Regions from separate parts of the Homo sapiens genome. Here region 1 is linked to region 2. A link is an interaction called in ENCODE POLR2A ChIA-PET data of the cell type or tissue named here. Cell type or tissue: MCF 10A. All regions are shown on one strand.

What was found. ChIA-PET counts read pairs that join two places held together with the same protein. Peaks named below come from ENCODE experiments on the same cell type or tissue, not always from the same donor. Only the 100,000 strongest peaks of a DNase experiment are listed, where the experiment ranks them.
Region 1: POLR2A ChIA-PET joins it to region 2 with 11 read pairs; 5 of 35 experiments call an interaction of 5 or more read pairs at or near these places.

What each region holds. Positions count from the first base shown.
Region 1 is chr12:27,379,895-27,387,894 of GRCh38, forward strand. BMAL2 (basic helix-loop-helix ARNT like 2) reads left to right here. Exons shown (of 17, transcript NM_020183.6): 5 at 353-510; 6 at 5,587-5,666; 7 at 7,334-7,426. Among named protein-coding and RNA genes, the nearest start is that of BMAL2, 51 kb to the left of the region's middle. In MCF 10A, a CTCF peak has its summit at 4,275 (motif pointing left); a DNase peak (open chromatin) is centred at 4,277.
Region 2 is chr12:27,326,531-27,334,530 of GRCh38, forward strand. It overlaps BMAL2 (basic helix-loop-helix ARNT like 2), which reads left to right and starts at 6,306. Exons shown (of 17, transcript NM_020183.6): 1 at 6,306-6,573. The coding sequence starts at 6,543. It overlaps LOC124902906 (a long non-coding RNA gene), which reads right to left and starts at 6,267. Exons shown (of 2, transcript XR_007063255.1): 1 at 6,092-6,267; 2 at 1,233-1,442. RefSeq lists silencers at 6,190-6,659, 6,680-6,799. In MCF 10A, no CTCF peak of the experiment used is centred here; a DNase peak (open chromatin) is centred at 4,961.

The DNA of each region.
Region 1 (8,000 bases), 53 kb after region 2:
CTATTTATGCAAATACCAGAGAATAGTTAGCTTTGAACAGAAGGGCACCCATCTCTTCTCTAATATTGGAAACAGGTGGAAAAACCACCTGGGCTCTCAGACAGATGTCTTTGTTTTTAAATATTTCAGAAAATGAGGTAGGGAGGGACTGACCAAGGGCAGCGAGTTTTATGAATGCTGTTCCTGGTCTCAGCAGCGCTTTCCTCTTCCCTCACTGACAACTGCAGGGCCCAAGTGGGGAGGAAGAACAGTGTGTGCCTGCTGGGCTCAGCATCTGCTCCAGTGAGCAACACGGGGGTGACTGGGGGTCTGCTGAATGTTAAATATAAAGGAAGTTCCTTTTCCCTCTTAGAGAAGCTCATAGCCAAACTGAAAAGCGGAGGAGAGATAAAATGAATAACCTGATTGAAGAACTGTCTGCAATGATCCCTCAGTGCAACCCCATGGCGCGTAAACTGGACAAACTTACAGTTTTAAGAATGGCTGTTCAACACTTGAGATCTTTAAAAGGTGAGTTTGACGATGGCTTCCACACTTCGATAAGTGAAATCTGCTCTGTCACTGAGGTCTCTGATTGGTTCGCTTTGCTGTCAGCTGTTGAGGTTCTATCCAGATGTGTCTTTCAGCTTTAGAGGTATTCACTGGCATTTGTCTATAGTCTGTATGTGGAGAGAATACTGAATTGGATGTCAGAAAACTTGGTTCTGATAAAAGCTTTTTCTCAAGCTCACTATACAACCTTGAAAGGTATTTACATTTCTTCTTCACATATATTATGAAGAGAATATCACCTGCCTTTCATACCTCTCAATTCTTTAGAAGTTCTGAAGTTGAGCTGGGCGTGGTGGCTCATGCTTGTAATCCCCGTACTTTGGGAGGCTGAGGTGGGCGGATGGCTTGAGTCCAGATTTCGAAACAAGCCTGGGCAAAAAAATGCAAAAATTAGCCAAGTGTGGTCTTGCGTGCTTGTAGTCCCAGCTACCTGGGAGGCTGAGGTGGGAGGATCGCTTGAGCCTGGGAGGTGGAGGTTGCAGTGAGCAGTAATCATGCCACTGCACTCCAGCCTGGGTGACAGCCTGTCTCAGAAAAAAAAAAAAGTTCTGAAGTATAGTATTAATTATTAAGTTATTGAGAGATTTCTATCCTTCAAAAAGAAAACTTCCTTAAACTCTGCAGTTTCTCTTAAAGCTTCATTCAGATTTACGAGTAGTACCTTATAATGCATCACATGTTGCCATTCAGAGTATCCTCAAATATGTGAGACACTGGGGGAAGGAGGTCCTTGCCACTGCCTCTTGGTGTGTGGGTGATCATTTCTGGCTTTAGCAATTCCCCAACTTGAGCTTGAATTTTAAATCAAAGTGTAATAAATGTATATGTGTACCTGTGTATTAGTCCATTCTTGCATTGCTATGAAGGAATACCTGAGACTGGGTAATTTATAATGAAAAGAAGTTTAATTGGCTCCCGGTTCCACAGGCTGTGCAGGAAGCATGGTGGCTTCTGCTTCTGGGGAGGCCTCAGGGAGCTTTCACTCATGGCAGAAGGCAAAGTGGGAGCCGGCATCTTACATGGCAGGAGCAGGACCAAGAGAGGGTAGGGGAGGTGCCACACACTTTCAACAACCAGATCTCATGAGAACTCACTATTGTGACACAGTATCAAGGGGAAAATCCACAAGCATGATCCAGTCACCTCCCACCAGGCCCCACCTCCAGCACTGGGGATTATTATTCGACATGAGATTTGGGCGGGGACACAGAGCCAAACCATGTCAACATGTGCGGTAGAAATCACCCCTGTTTTGGGAATAGCCCCAGTCCAACTTGGGTGAAGTGGAATAGAGTTTTCGATTTACCAATGCCGATGATGTAAATTTGCACTGAAAAGATAAGACCTGGCCAAGCAGCAAGCTGAAGACTCCAGAGGAGACTCTGCAAGTTCAGATTTGTAAAGATCTAGAAGATTATAGTGAAATTTGGCTCAAAAATCATAAAAAGGGAGTGAGCAAAGGATGACCAAGGGTCTTAGTTTAGATCTCAAACACTGCCAGGAAAAGGAAAATATATTTCAGGGTAATGGAAATTATCTGGGCACCATGCAAGGTATGGTCAAGTCAAGTTAAGGTGGCTAAGAGGAGAGCAGCACTCACCTAGACTCCTGGTGCTTCCTGTTGGGAGCATGATGGGAGATCTTATTTTCATAACAGTCTGTTGTGAAATAAGCTTCTCTTTTACCCACAGCTGAGGCTTGCAATATTTTCCTTAAATCCTTCAGCAATGAAAATTTACAGGCTCAACTGAGGTCATTTGATTGCAACCCTGAAATTAGCTGAGTATTTTCACATTAGCAGTGTCCTAAGGGAGGAAGACCTAAGGGAAAAGCCATGAATCAGTCGACTAGTTCAACAAAACATGATCTGAGCATCAACCGCATTCCTGTTCTGTGCTGAGAATATAAAAATTAATGAGGCAAGATCTCTGCCCTTTAAGGGTTTGTGGTCTGACTAGGAAGACTGACTTAGGAAGAGATCGTCAGAGTCTGGTGCGATGAATGTTACAGCAGTGGTTCGAGTGAGAGGGGAGGCTGTGAAAGCTCAGCAGGGAGGAGGTGAGTCCAGAGGAGATTCCTTGGAACAGGGCGTAGATTTTGCCTCAGCTCTGCTGAACAGAAGTGACATGGTTAAGTACTCATCCCCGCAGTCTGACCAGATCCTTCGGTCAGTGCTGCTCACAAGCAAGATGATTTAAGGCAACTGGATCTGCATTCCAGGGTATTGTCACAGCATCCCCACACTTGCTCGGCAAAAACTTAGAAGCCAGATCAACAGAGGGCTGCCTGTGGATCATGTTATTTTGGTCCATAGCATAATTAGGTTAAAGGCAGAAGGATGGTGATGTGATTTTTTTCACTATACTCTACAGCAGTGCTTTTTAAACGATCTGGATGAAGAACAGGTGTTCCCCCCATCCACCACTAGTTCATTGTAAAATACAGTTAATTATGGAAAAATGATCATGGGTTTGGCTGTCACAGCAATGTTATGTTTTTATAAAAGCCTCTAAATACTTCTTAAATTCTGCACTTGATCTCACCACAGTTTGCTGATGACATTGGTCTGCAGACCACATTTAGAGTAGCCCTGCTCTGCAGCATGAGGTCCTGTGTCTGCAATCTGATTACCAGGCGGGGCAGTGAAGCACAGTGGTTCACACGCATGCGTCCTGAAGGCAGACCTTGTGGTTCAAATCCTGGCTTCCTCCCTTTATAGCTATGTGACTTACTCAAGTTATTTGACATTCTAATCCTCAGTTTTCACATCTGTGAGATAGGGATGCATTTGCCTCCTGGGACTATTGTTAAGAGTAAAGAGTAATGCATGTAGAGTACAGCACAGTGTTCAAATGGTGGGGATGGGGTCAGAAGAGGAAGAGGAATTGTTACTGTCATTTTGATTTTTTTTTAACCCAATGAACATTGTGAAAAAAGTAAGTGATCATGTTGCCTCGTTGGTTTTTGCCATGGGAACTCTGAGAGCCAATGTGTGGACAAGTGTGCAGAACACCATGGCATGCATTTACTGGCCAGCCTCTACCATGCCTCAGTGCTGCTCTCACTGCCCTCATTTTCTCTCGAGCACATCCCCACTCACTCACCGAGTCAGGGCTCGCCTGTGATGGCTGATGTACACCGACGGGGTTTCCCAGCCCACTTCTGCCTGGTATGCTCTGCCAACCTTGCTGCAGGCCAGACCTGAAATGTCATTATCTTGCTCAAAATCAGTTTACTGCTGTTCCCTGACCTAGCACTCAGAGTCTGCGTTCTTCATTCCTTCCTCAGCTCCCTCCCAAGCTGCTGTGTAGTAATATTAGCAAGAAGTCATTGGGAGAATTCCCTGAGCCCTAGGATGAAGATAGATTCCAACAGAAGAGATTTTCTTTTCCCTATGCCAGGCTCTTAAGAGTGCTACGAGTCTGAGAAAACTGTACTGAATCATAGCATGAGGCATTTTGTCTTTCTGCCCTGCCCACTTACTTTGCCACCACCACCACCACTTAGTTCATTGGTGAGTTTGGGCCACAGATCCGTCCGAGGGCCAATGTGTGGTTAAAATGTCTAAGGATGTTACCCCACCTTTCCCCTGCAAAAGCAACTTCTCTTACAGTACCCAGGAAGAAGGGATAGGAGTCAAGAAGGTTGGGGAATATAAGGAAGGGAAAATTGACTTACTTCTGAATCATCCTTGCCCTGGGGATGGCTTGCTTGGCTTTGTCGTCTGTGTCATACGCCCCCTTGTGGCCATGAAGGGCTTTGCGAATCTGGGTTGGTGGATTCCCTTACTCCTCCCAGGTCAAACATTTCCCTTGGTTTTGGCCTGATAATTCCTCATCATTTTGCAAGCTCTTCAGCTGCTTTAGAGACTTTCATTTTAATATAACTCAGTGCTAAGGGCTGAAAATTAATTATTTCATTTATATTTTATACATTTTTAAAATAATCTGTGTATTATCAGAATAGAGGTCTCTATATTGCCATTAAAGGATTTTCTTACTGGAAAATCTCATGAATCCGTAACATTTGTTTAGAATTCCAGAATACCCCCATTCAAGGTAACTCATATGATAAATTTTAATTAGCTAAGACATTATCTAAATAACTGTAGTGGTCCCCCCTTATCCATAGGGGCATACATTCCAAGACCCTGGTGGATGCCTGAAACCGTGGGTAGTGCTGAACCCTAGGCATAGTACTTTTTTCCTATGCACATATACCTATGATAAAGTTTAACTTATAAATCAGGCATATTAAGAGATTAACATCAATAATAAACTAGGATAATTATAGCAATATACTGTAAAAATGTTATATGTTCTGTCTTTGGCTCTCTCAAAATATCTTATTGTATTGTGCTCACCTGTTTGCAGGCCATGGTGGACCACAGGTAACTGAAACCACAGCTAACGGGGGACTACTGCATATCAATCCTTGAATTTTATTTCATGTACATTTTATTATAATGTTTTTATATATAGCTCTTAATGTGCATATTTGAATATAAAGGAATAAGTAGTTCCAAGAATTCACAATCTAAAAGAAAGAAATTTTAATCAAGTGATAATGAAGAAAGAAAATGATTAGCTGGGCGTAGTGGCTCACTCCTGTAATCCCAGCACTTTGGGAGGCTGAGGTGAGTGGATTGCTTGAGGCCAGGAGTTCAAGACCAGCCTGGCCAACATAGTGAAAACTTGTCTCTAATAAAAATATAAAAATTAGCTGGGCGTGGTGGCATGCGCCTATAATCCCAGCTATTCAGGAGGCTGAGGCACGAGAATCACTTGAACTCAGGAGGTGGAGGTTGCAGTGAGCTGAGATTGCGCGACCGCACTCCAGCCTGGGCAACAGAGTAAGACTCTGTCTCAAAAATAAATAATTAAATTAAATGAAAATGAAAAAAAAAATGATTACAGAAAATGTCTTAGAATGTGCCAAAGAGCAAATACCAGCAGCAGCAGCATTGCTAATGTTCATTAAGCATTTTGCCCTCTCTACTATATTTCCAATAACTCTTGATGCCTTTCTTTTTAGGCTTGACAAATTCTTATGTGGGAAGTAATTATAGACCATCATTTCTTCAGGATAATGAGCTCAGACATTTAATCCTTAAGGTAACTAAAGATATATTTGTCTAAGTTGTGTATGTGCTTTCATTGCTGTTTGAATAGGAGGCAGATTTTCTTCCATTTGCTTCCTGTTCTAAACATATGGGACTCCATATTACACCGTATTTCCTTTAATATAGAAGTTTAAAATAGAGAAGTAGCCATGCATTACTAGTTTGTGTTAATGAAAGTAGAGACAGAGGATAGGCACTTTCCACACTATGGAGCAAAGCTTGTATTCAGTGCTAAGCATTTTATACTACCCATCTCTCACACATAGGATCTACTCCCCCATGATCACCACCTCCTTCAAAGCCGTCTGCCTGGCATCCTGTTCCCTCAGGATCCTGTTCTTCTCGGAGGCCAGTCACTGCTTACTTAGAGTTGTTAGTGCTTTGACATTTCCGTCCTCATCATTCCTGTGCATGGCTTTTCAGATTCACCGGTCTAGAGGGGAAACTGTGATCATGTGATTTGCTTCTCATGCCCTCGGAGGTGATAAATGTCTTGGTCATGTGCTGTGTGACTACTAGGTTTTAAGCCATAGTCAAATTAAATAGAAGGATTCTTCATACACATTTTTGTCCATTTTTCCTTTAATTAAAAAAAGCCACTCTTTTATTTGAACAGCTGAATTTAAATATAGCATTTCTGGCAGGGATAGAAAGGATATTGTGTGGATAAAAAGGATTTTTGAAGGTGGCAAAATGTACGATTTGCTTTCGAAGCTTTCTCACCAATCTGTACATGCTCGTCAGTCGTACCTTCATGGAACCCTGCTTCTGCCCTGCAGAGCATGCCCAGCAAGAGTGCCAGACTCTTCCTATGTGCCATATGTACCCGCTTCCATGCAGGCTGCTTCATGGGATTTGCTGGGTAGACCTTATGAGAGTAGCTGACACATTAGTTTAGAATGAGTGATGCCTTTTTATTATTCAAAAACTATAACAAGGTGTACAGTATAATGTCTTCATTGCTTCCCTGTCCTCATTCTGCCCTGTCCTTCTACCTCAACACATCCACAGGCAATTGTTGTTCTGCATGCAGTGTAGTAGAATTTGGTAAAGGTAATTTTATTTTATTGTTATTTTTTGAGACAAGGTCTGGCTCTGTTGCCTAGGCTGGAATGCAGTGGTGCGATCTCGGCTCACTGCACCCTCCACCTCCCGGGCTCAAGCCATCCTCCCGTCTCAGCCTCCTCAGTAGCTGGGACTAGAGGCGTGCACCACCATGCCCGGCCAATTTTTGTATTTTTTGTCAAGACAGGGTTTCGCCAGTGTTGCCCAGGCTGGTCTCAAACTCATGAGCTCAAGAGATCCACCTGCCTCGGCCTCCCAAAGTGCTGGGATATAGGCTCATTTAGTGCTGTATTTAGGCTCATATACAGCACCTGGCCTAATTTTAGTTTTTAAGAAATGTCTCAACTAAATATTCTGCAGCCAAACTTTTCATGTCCAAAACATTAATTTAGAATAGGATTTCAACTTGACACTCTTTATAAATCTGTTTGCATCTTAAGAACATTTCTTAAAATTAATTTTACTAGCTCCATGACTACTCTGTTAGTTTTATTGCCACAGTAATTTCCTCAGAATCTGAATGTGTGTGTGTGTGTGCGTGTGTATAAGAGACAGACAATATTTTAAAATATTCACTTTTTTTTTAAATCCTAGACTGCAGAAGGCTTCTTATTTGTGGTTGGATGTGAAAGAGGAAAAATTCTCTTCGTTTCTAAGTCAGTCTCCAAAATACTTAATTATGATCAGGTATCCAAAAATGAGGATATTTTCCATACAATGTTTAATTTTTTGAACAAACACATATTTTTAAGCTCTTTTTCTGAACACCTTCTCCCCACTGGGATATGGGATTAGATTCTGCTAAGTTAGAACTCCAAGAGAGATGGAAAGCTGTGTGGAAAGAGTAAGGATCTTTATGACTGATTGCGTTCCCTTCCTGACCTTCAGCAAGTTACTTAATTTTACTGAGCCTCAGCTTCTTCCTATGTAAAAAGTCAAAATGATTATACCTGTCTCTCAAGATGTAAAGACTAAATGAGGTGTCATATTTAAGAGTGTCTGAAAAGTGTTAGTCACCCTTCTCTGTTCCCTCCAAGAGACACTTTATGGTTAATTATTAAGTTATAATCATTGCATGACAGCCTTTGATCTAATCTCTGGCAACACTCTCTGAAATACATCTTTCATTTAACTAGTTTAGTACTTCACCTCCTTATTACTGAACACCATTTCATGGAAACTAGCTACTCAAAAATTATAGCATTGAAACTAACCCAAGTAAGTGAATAAACTAGCACTAGAAATCCGATAGACTGCAGCA
Region 2 (8,000 bases):
ATATTTGTACACAAAATGCCTTCACTTGTTTTTTACAACTACTCTGTAATTACATAATTACCATCATTTTATAGATGACCATGAGGCTGAGTGATTGTGACTTGCCTAAAACACAAGTAATAAGTTGCCCTTGAACCCAAGTCCAGTGTTCCCTACTCCTCCAAATCATAGAGTGAACTCCATTGACAAATTAACTTCATTGACAACTCATATGCTTCTAGGATCTCAGGAGTATACATGGAGTGATAGGGCCAGAGTTATTACTTTGCATACTTTTGACCACAAGTGACAGAAAACACAAGTAAAAATGGCTTCAATGATAAGGAAAGCGAGTATCTTATGTAACAATAAGACACAAGATAGCTTCCAGAGTAGTCATTTTAGCATCTCACAAACATCAAGGAATCCAAGAGCATGCACCTGTAGTCCCAGCTACTCAGGAGGCTGAGGCAGGAGGATCCCTTGAAGCCAGCCTGGGCAACCATAGCAAGACCCTGTTTTCCATTTCTCTACTTTGTCATGACAAGGGTGTTGGCTTTGTCCTTGGTCTTGTTTTCTCAGAGAAGCTAGATGACTACAGAGACTCTAAGCATCAAATCCTCACACAACAGGTAAGGCCTTAAAAAGAGAAATACTTCTGCATTTCCACTTTTTTTTTTTTTCTTTAAAAGAAAAAACAACAGAGTCTCACTCTGCGGCCCAGGCCGGAGTGCAATGGCGCGATCTCGGCTCACTGCAACCTTCGCCTCCTGGGTTCAAGCGATTCTCCTGCCTCAGCCTCCCAAGTAGCTGGGACTACAGGTGTGCGCCATCACGCCCAGCTAATTTTAGTTTTGTTTTTTTTTTTTTAATTTTTTTTTTTTTAGTAGAGACAGGGTTTCACCATGTTGGCCAGGCTGGTCTCAAACTCCTGACTCCAGGTGATCTGCCCACCTCGGCCTCCCAAAATGCTGGGATTATAGGCATGAGCCACCATGCCCGGCCTTGCATCTCCACTTTTTAAGAGCAAAGAAAATCTTTTCCAGAAGCATTCTAAGCAAAGTAACCCTCACATCTTATTGTCCATGACTGTGCCATCCATGTAGTCCTAAACCAGTACCTGATGGGCAATTGATTTAAAACTAATCAAGCATCACGTCCCTTCTACTGGGATGAGACTAACCTAAAGAACATGGCCACATGATACCAGAACCAAATTAGGGTGCTTTCGACAAACTACAAGGTAATCAAGATGATGCCACACAGGTTTATTGCAATGATTCTTACCTGAAGCCACGGCACCTAGATTGTGGTGTTGGATCTGCTGCCTACATCGGAACTGAAGGTTGGTCCATTAACATTTTTCACAGAACAGGATTGGGTCTCTGGACATCATACAGGAAGATGGACATCATACAAACAGGCCTTGGTCTTTTTAGTGCTTTTTCCATTCCTCCCAGATCCTATTCATCAGAGTAGATAATCTATTGGTCCATCTCCTCTAGAGCTCATATCAGAAATGGGGACCCTGATCAACTTATTTCCTCCCAAGATCCAGCCAAGGGTGGGGTGGTCTAATTACTATTAGCTCAATTGCTTTGTCAAAATTGGGAAGATGATCTCTGACTAATGAAAATTAAACATTTCTCAGGTGAGATTGCTAAACTACCATCAAGTTATCTGAATTACTTTACCTCTTAACATTCATGATCAAACTCCTAAACACAGGAAGACTTGTAAGTCTCTTCAAAAGGGAGAAACTCATGGTAGGAAAAGTAAACTGTCAATACTCAGCCTAATATCTTTTTTTTTTTTTTTTGAGACGGAGTCTCACTCTGTCGCCCAGGCTGGAGTGCAATGGCGTGGTCTTGGCTCACTGCTACCTCCACCTCCCAGGTTTAAGCAATTCTGCCTTGGCCTCCCGACTAGCTGTGATTAGGTTCCTGCCACCGTGCCTGGCTAATTTTTGTATCTTTAGTAGAGACGGGGCTTCACCATGTTGGCCAGGCTGGTCTCAAACTCCTGACCTCAGTGATGTGCTCGCTTGGCCTCCCAAAGTGCTGGGATTGCAGGCATGAGCCACCGCATCCAGCCTTTTTGTCTTCTTGGGTAAAAAAATCAGGAACAGAACTTGGAGAACCCTCTTGTATGATTGTATATAATACCGAGAGGACTGAGGAAGACTTGGGATACCATAACTGCTTTAAGAGTGTTTAAAAACTGTAAAAGTAAACATCAGTTGAGTTATTGATGCTTATACACACATACAAACGCATAATCCCTAAGGGAAAAAGTGTAAGCAACTCCACATAAAAGTAGATGTGTGCACAACTATTCCCTCATTCTTGTCCTAAGTTTTGTCCTTCCTTGCAGTTTGCTCAGAATTTTAGTATATTGCTATTCCTGTCCCTAAGAAATACTGCTTCTCTCCCCGCTGCTTCCCCGGTGTACATACCATACTGCAACAACCCAGCTTAAGAAAATTGATTTTTGATAAGTTAAAGCAGTATTTCCTAGATGAGAGTACTCAGAGCAACTTTCAAAATCAGCTAGGAAGCACATTTGAAATAAGGACTTAGTGTGATTCACCCCAAACCTACTAAATCAGTCTCTGGGGGTGGGTCTAAAATTGTGCACATTCTCATGTACATTGAATTTTGGGAACCACTGAGCTAACAGAAAAAGAAACTAATACCTGCTCATTGGTTTTTGTGAGAATATATATATATAAAGTAACTGATGCACAGTAGGTAAAATACAGAAGTCAGTGCTTACAACAGTGCCTGGCACACAGCAGGTGCTCAATAAATACATGTGAACAAGTTAATTAAATGACTATTTTTGTGGGTGGCCCTGCTTTCCACCTAAGGCCAATCTCAAAATGTTTTCACTTTTAATAAAAACATAAATACGACTCCAAAAGCATTGAGAAAATGAATGCAGCTTTTGCTGAAGTTGTTATTTTCCAGGGAAATAATGTAAGAGGGTTTGCATTACACAATGAAGTTCCCTAAATACCGCTTTAAGATATCTCAAATTTCCTGGCTAGGTGCAGTGGCTCACGCCTGTAATCCCAGCACTTTGGGAGGCTAAGGCAGGCAGATCACATGAGGTCATGAGTTCGAGACCAGCCTGACCAACATGGTGAAACCCCGTCTCTACTGAAAATACAAAAAATTTAGCTGTGTGTGGTGGCACATGCCAGTAATCATAGCTACTCAGGAGGCTGAGGCATGAGAATCGCTTGAACCCAGGGAGGCAGAGTTGCAGTGAGCCGAAATCACACTACACTCCAGCCTGGGCGATAGAGCGAGACTCTATGTAAAAAAAAAATTAAAATTAAAAAAAGATAGCAAATTTCCTCTCCTTAAGGCAGCTGCACCACCTCCTTTACCACCCTCTCTGTCTCAGGAATGCTCTGTCCTCCAATTACCTCTCTGCTTTTCCTTCCCTTAGACCATGCTCAAGCTCATCTTTCCTATACCAGAAGCCCACCATAGATCCTCTTCTCTCTCTAAACATATGGGAGAGTGTTGGCCTACTTGTTTCTCCAAACTGCACTCATCAATCTGCCCAGCAAATCCAAGCATCTTCCCCAGGATTCACCCTCCACAGGATGCTGGGGGCAGGGTAGGAAGAAAAGGTAGTTTTAAACATTAATAATTTATTTTCCCCAGTCACTTAGGAAATCAATAATGGGTAGTTGCTATTTATTTATTTATTTATTTGAGATGGAGTCTTGCTCTGTCACCCAGGCTGGAGTGCAGTGGCGTGATCTCAGCTCATTGCAACCTCCCCCTCCTGGGTTCAAGCAATTCTCCTGCCTCAGCCTCCCGAGTAGCTGGGATTACAGGTGCCCGCCACCACACCCAGCTAATTTTTTGTATATTTAGTAGAGACGGGGTTTCACCGTGTGAGCTAGGACGGTCTGCACATCCTGACCTCGTGATCCGCCTGCCGTGGCCTCCCAAAGTGCTGAGATTACAGGCGTGAGCCACCATGCCCGGCCTATGTAATGTTTTTTTTTTATTTACCATCTTTACCATTTTAAGTGTACAGTTCCCAATGGTAATAAATATATGTTCAGCCTTCTTTTCCCCTTGTTGTTTTCCACCCCCTCTTCTCTCCCCTTCCTGGCTTCTGTGTTATTTATTGTTATGCATCATTGGAAATAGTATCTTCAATTTAATTACACTCTGAAGCAGGTGTGGTTTTTTGTTGTTTTGGGTTTGGGTTCTATCTTGTTGTTTTTTGTTGTTGTTGTTGTTGTTGTTGTTGTTCTTGGACCAAATACAATATCTAAGTGGCTTTAGGGACTCCTCTCTAATCTAAGTTATATTGTTACAATCCCAGCAGAATGCTAAAAGGACAGGAGTTTACAGCTTGTGAGGCCGTGGTTCCTAATTCCAGATGGACAAAGGAGTATTTGTTCCACCTTTAAAATATTTGTTCTTGCCTGAGTACTTAGCAATGAAAGAAAATTAATGAACAAATTAAGTGAAAGGCAAGCAATGATTCCTGGAGAGCAAGGCAGCTCCAGGGCTTTTGGCAGGGGAACCATGCTGACCAGAAGGAACTGTGTGCATTCTATTACACAAATTCTCTAGCATTCTATTATACAAATCATCCAATCACCTTTCTCACATTTTTTTTTCCAAGTTGAAAATATGAGAAAACCACTCACTGGAAATGAGAGATTACCTTCCTATCCATCTGGCAAGACATTATATGTCTCTCTGCCTTATCCTATGGGTTATATAGCTACTCTTTAAAAAACAAAAAAATCATGTCTTAGAAAGTAAAGCTCCAGAGCATAAAGAAAAAAAGAGAGCAAGCAGGCTTTAAACCTGAGCAGTAAGGGGAATACCTATTAAGCAATGAAAGGGTTGTGCCCCATGGAATGCTGTAGGTCGGCTTTGTTTGTGCATTATTACCCTTCCTGCTTTCGTATTTTAGATTCTGGATTCCCCTTCTCTTGCTTTCAGGCTTTGGTGGAAGTGAATCATCGTTTCTAAGAAACGGGGACTGCAATGATTCACAGGCAAGCTTACTGGACACCACAATAGGAACTCCTAAGAAGGAGACCTAACTTTTATGGTCTTGCTTCTACTATCTACTAGCTGAGTGATCCTGGCCAAAATACTCGACATCTCTGAACTTCTGTTTCTCTACTAAGACAGGAATTAAGAAAGAGGTTGTGAGGCTCACTGAGCCGATAAGGGGGAAAATGCATTGTAAGCAAGGCCATGTATAGAATAGTATTTACATTTTAACCCAGATCTTAAAGCCCAGGTCTAATTAATTCTACCTGTTACCCCTTGGTAAACCACCTCAAAATAGTGTACACTTGTCTGGAAAGCCAAGGTTTGATCACATTCGGGAAACCCTGTATGGAATTACTGTTTCTAGCTGCCAGGAGAAGTTGGTGTTGGTAGAATTTGGGGTGGAGTTCCAAGTCAAAGCTAGGAATGAGACGTTTCAAGACTGGTTTTGATTAGGGATGTGTCTTGGTGTGTGTTGAGGACAGCACAGTTTTCAGCACGTCTCCCTTACCTCTAAAGTCCTAGCCCCTGCTTAAGCCTGCAACAGTTTTCTCCTGTCATGCCCACTTCTGCTTGGGAACACACTTCCAAACCCTCTGCCCAGCCTCTCACAATGGCCCTAAGTACTGCCCTGAGGACACATAAGGTGCTGGTTAAGACGTTGGAATTGAGTCCTTGTAGGAAAGTTATTACCTTTAGGCTGGTTGCAAAGTTTGATTTGGTGTCTTCTCTACTGTGACTTTCCTTTACTTACTTCTACTAGATTACCAAGGAATGGGTCTAGGGACCAGTGGGAGGGCAGCAAACCAGTGTATTCTAGACACGTGGCCATAGGATGTAGGGCTGTCAAGTGATGCCCAAAAGATCTTGTTTCTGGATTTACCCAACCGTTCCAGGAGGCAAAACGGCTTCCTCGGGACCCTCTCTCTGTCATCTACACTCTCGTCTCTGCAGCTAAGCCCTTCCTTAAGCAGAAAAGAGCAGGGTCTCTCGTCCAGCACCCTCCTCCCCAACCCTAGCCCCGTGCCCTCCGCTAACCCACCGTGCAATTATCTTCATTCATCCTTTACCTTTGCCCCGAGGGTCTAACAACTGCAATCTTCGGAATGCTGGGACAAAGCTTACTATGAGCATGGAAGCCTGTTTTCAATAGGGTGGTTGCTAGAAGGACTCAACTGGCCTTTTAGTGCTTTGCTGCTCGCGGGAGGGCTCGGCGGGGCGGTGTCCGCAGCGACTCCGCCCTTGGCCCGGGTCTCTTTCCCGCCGGGAAGCCCCGCGGCGCCCAGAGCGGCGGGCGGCTGGCTCCAGTCCGCATGCTCAGTAGCTGCTGCCGGCCGGGCTGCGGGGCGGCGTCCCGTGCGCGCCTACGGGCTGCGGTGGCGGCCGCCGCGGCACCCGGCAGGGCCCGCCAGTCCCCGCTTCCCTGCTCCAGAGCCGCCGCCTGGGCCGGGGCAGGGCGGGCCCGGGGCTCCTCCATGCTGCCAGCCGCGGGGCTGCGGAGCCGACCAAGTGGCTCCTGCGATGGCGGCGGAAGAGGAGGCTGCGGCGGGAGGTGAGGTTGCCGGTGGCGAGGCGACGGCCCCAGGTGGGCGCGCGGCGTCTGACGCGCTGGGGGCGTCCCCGCGACGCCAGGTCTGCCCCCGCTGCCCCGAGGGAAGCGCCCGCGCCTGTCCTCTCGGGCCGGAGCATCGCCTCCGAGGGGCGGTGGGACAAGGCCGCCCCGTGGGGCACAGGTGCGGCGCGGCGCCCGGCGCGTCCTCCCGGGGAGCGGGACGCGGGGAGGGGAGCTGGGGTCGCCGCCGGCGCTCAGGACGCGGTGTCTTGGTCCCGGGCCGGGCGCATTGGCGAAAGGGAGCCAGCGGGGGACCTTGCACCCGGCGCTGGGAGCATCCGCCTCCACCCACTGCTGGGCGCCCGCGTCGGCGTCGGCATGGCATGCACTGCTGCGGGGACTTCCTATATTTCTTCTTTCTTTTGTGTAAACCAGTTGTCAGCAGCCTCGGACCTAGCCCGGTTCCTGTGAACCCCTCCCCTCTGAGCTGATAATACTCGCGGCTTCCCGGCTTGAACCGCTGCCCCGCGGTGGAGCGCGCAGGTGGGCAGGTGCGCGTGGACGCGGGGCCACACTCCGGGATCGCAGCCCGCTCCGCGACAGCCCTCCATAAGCGACAGGCGGCTCGTGTCTTTCACCGCTGAAGCTTCAGGAAAGCCGTCAGTGGAGTTAGCTTGTTCGATTATGTATTTCTGTGGTATTTTTGTGAATGGAGTTGGAAGTTTGCGGTGCTTTTTCCTTCTCGCTAGTATTCACTGGCAGTATTCTGTAGTTCCTTACAACGGGGCCTTTGGGACCACTGCTCACAATTACGGAATGAATACAAAATAGCTGTTGTTTAAGACAAATGAGAGGCAGGAAAACAGAAATAACTGAAGGAAGACTGGCAGAGAAGTTCAGGGAAGCAGTTAATTCTCCCCTTTCCTTTTGGAATAAGATGATAGAGTTTTAGATTCTTCTCTGAAATAAGGCAATGAGAGGAGGTGGCTTTCGAAATTCTAATATAATTGTGGGAATTTACATCATGGGGCGATTTCAGAAATTCGATCATTTGAATATTCGTAGTCTTAGGTAAACCCTTTGTTGAAAATAGAAGATGGCACGTGTGGTGTTTATAAGCTCTGACACCCTTTCTGCTCCGTCTTGTGACTGAGCTCTGCCCTTTACTGTCTGTGTCACCCAGGTTATTTGAAATCTCTTAGTCTAAGTTCCCCCATCTGTAAAATGGAGATAACTATGCAGTCTGCCTTATAGGATTGTTAGGAGTAAATGAGATATGAGATATGAATGCAAATAAAATGCTTAGCCCAATACTTAGGAAATAGTAAGTGCTTCATAAAACATTAACTTAATGTAGTTATTAATTTACAACTTCAATTTGCTTTGTGAAATTGGTGAGTGCTGTCTGGTCCATTAAGAAAGTGTTG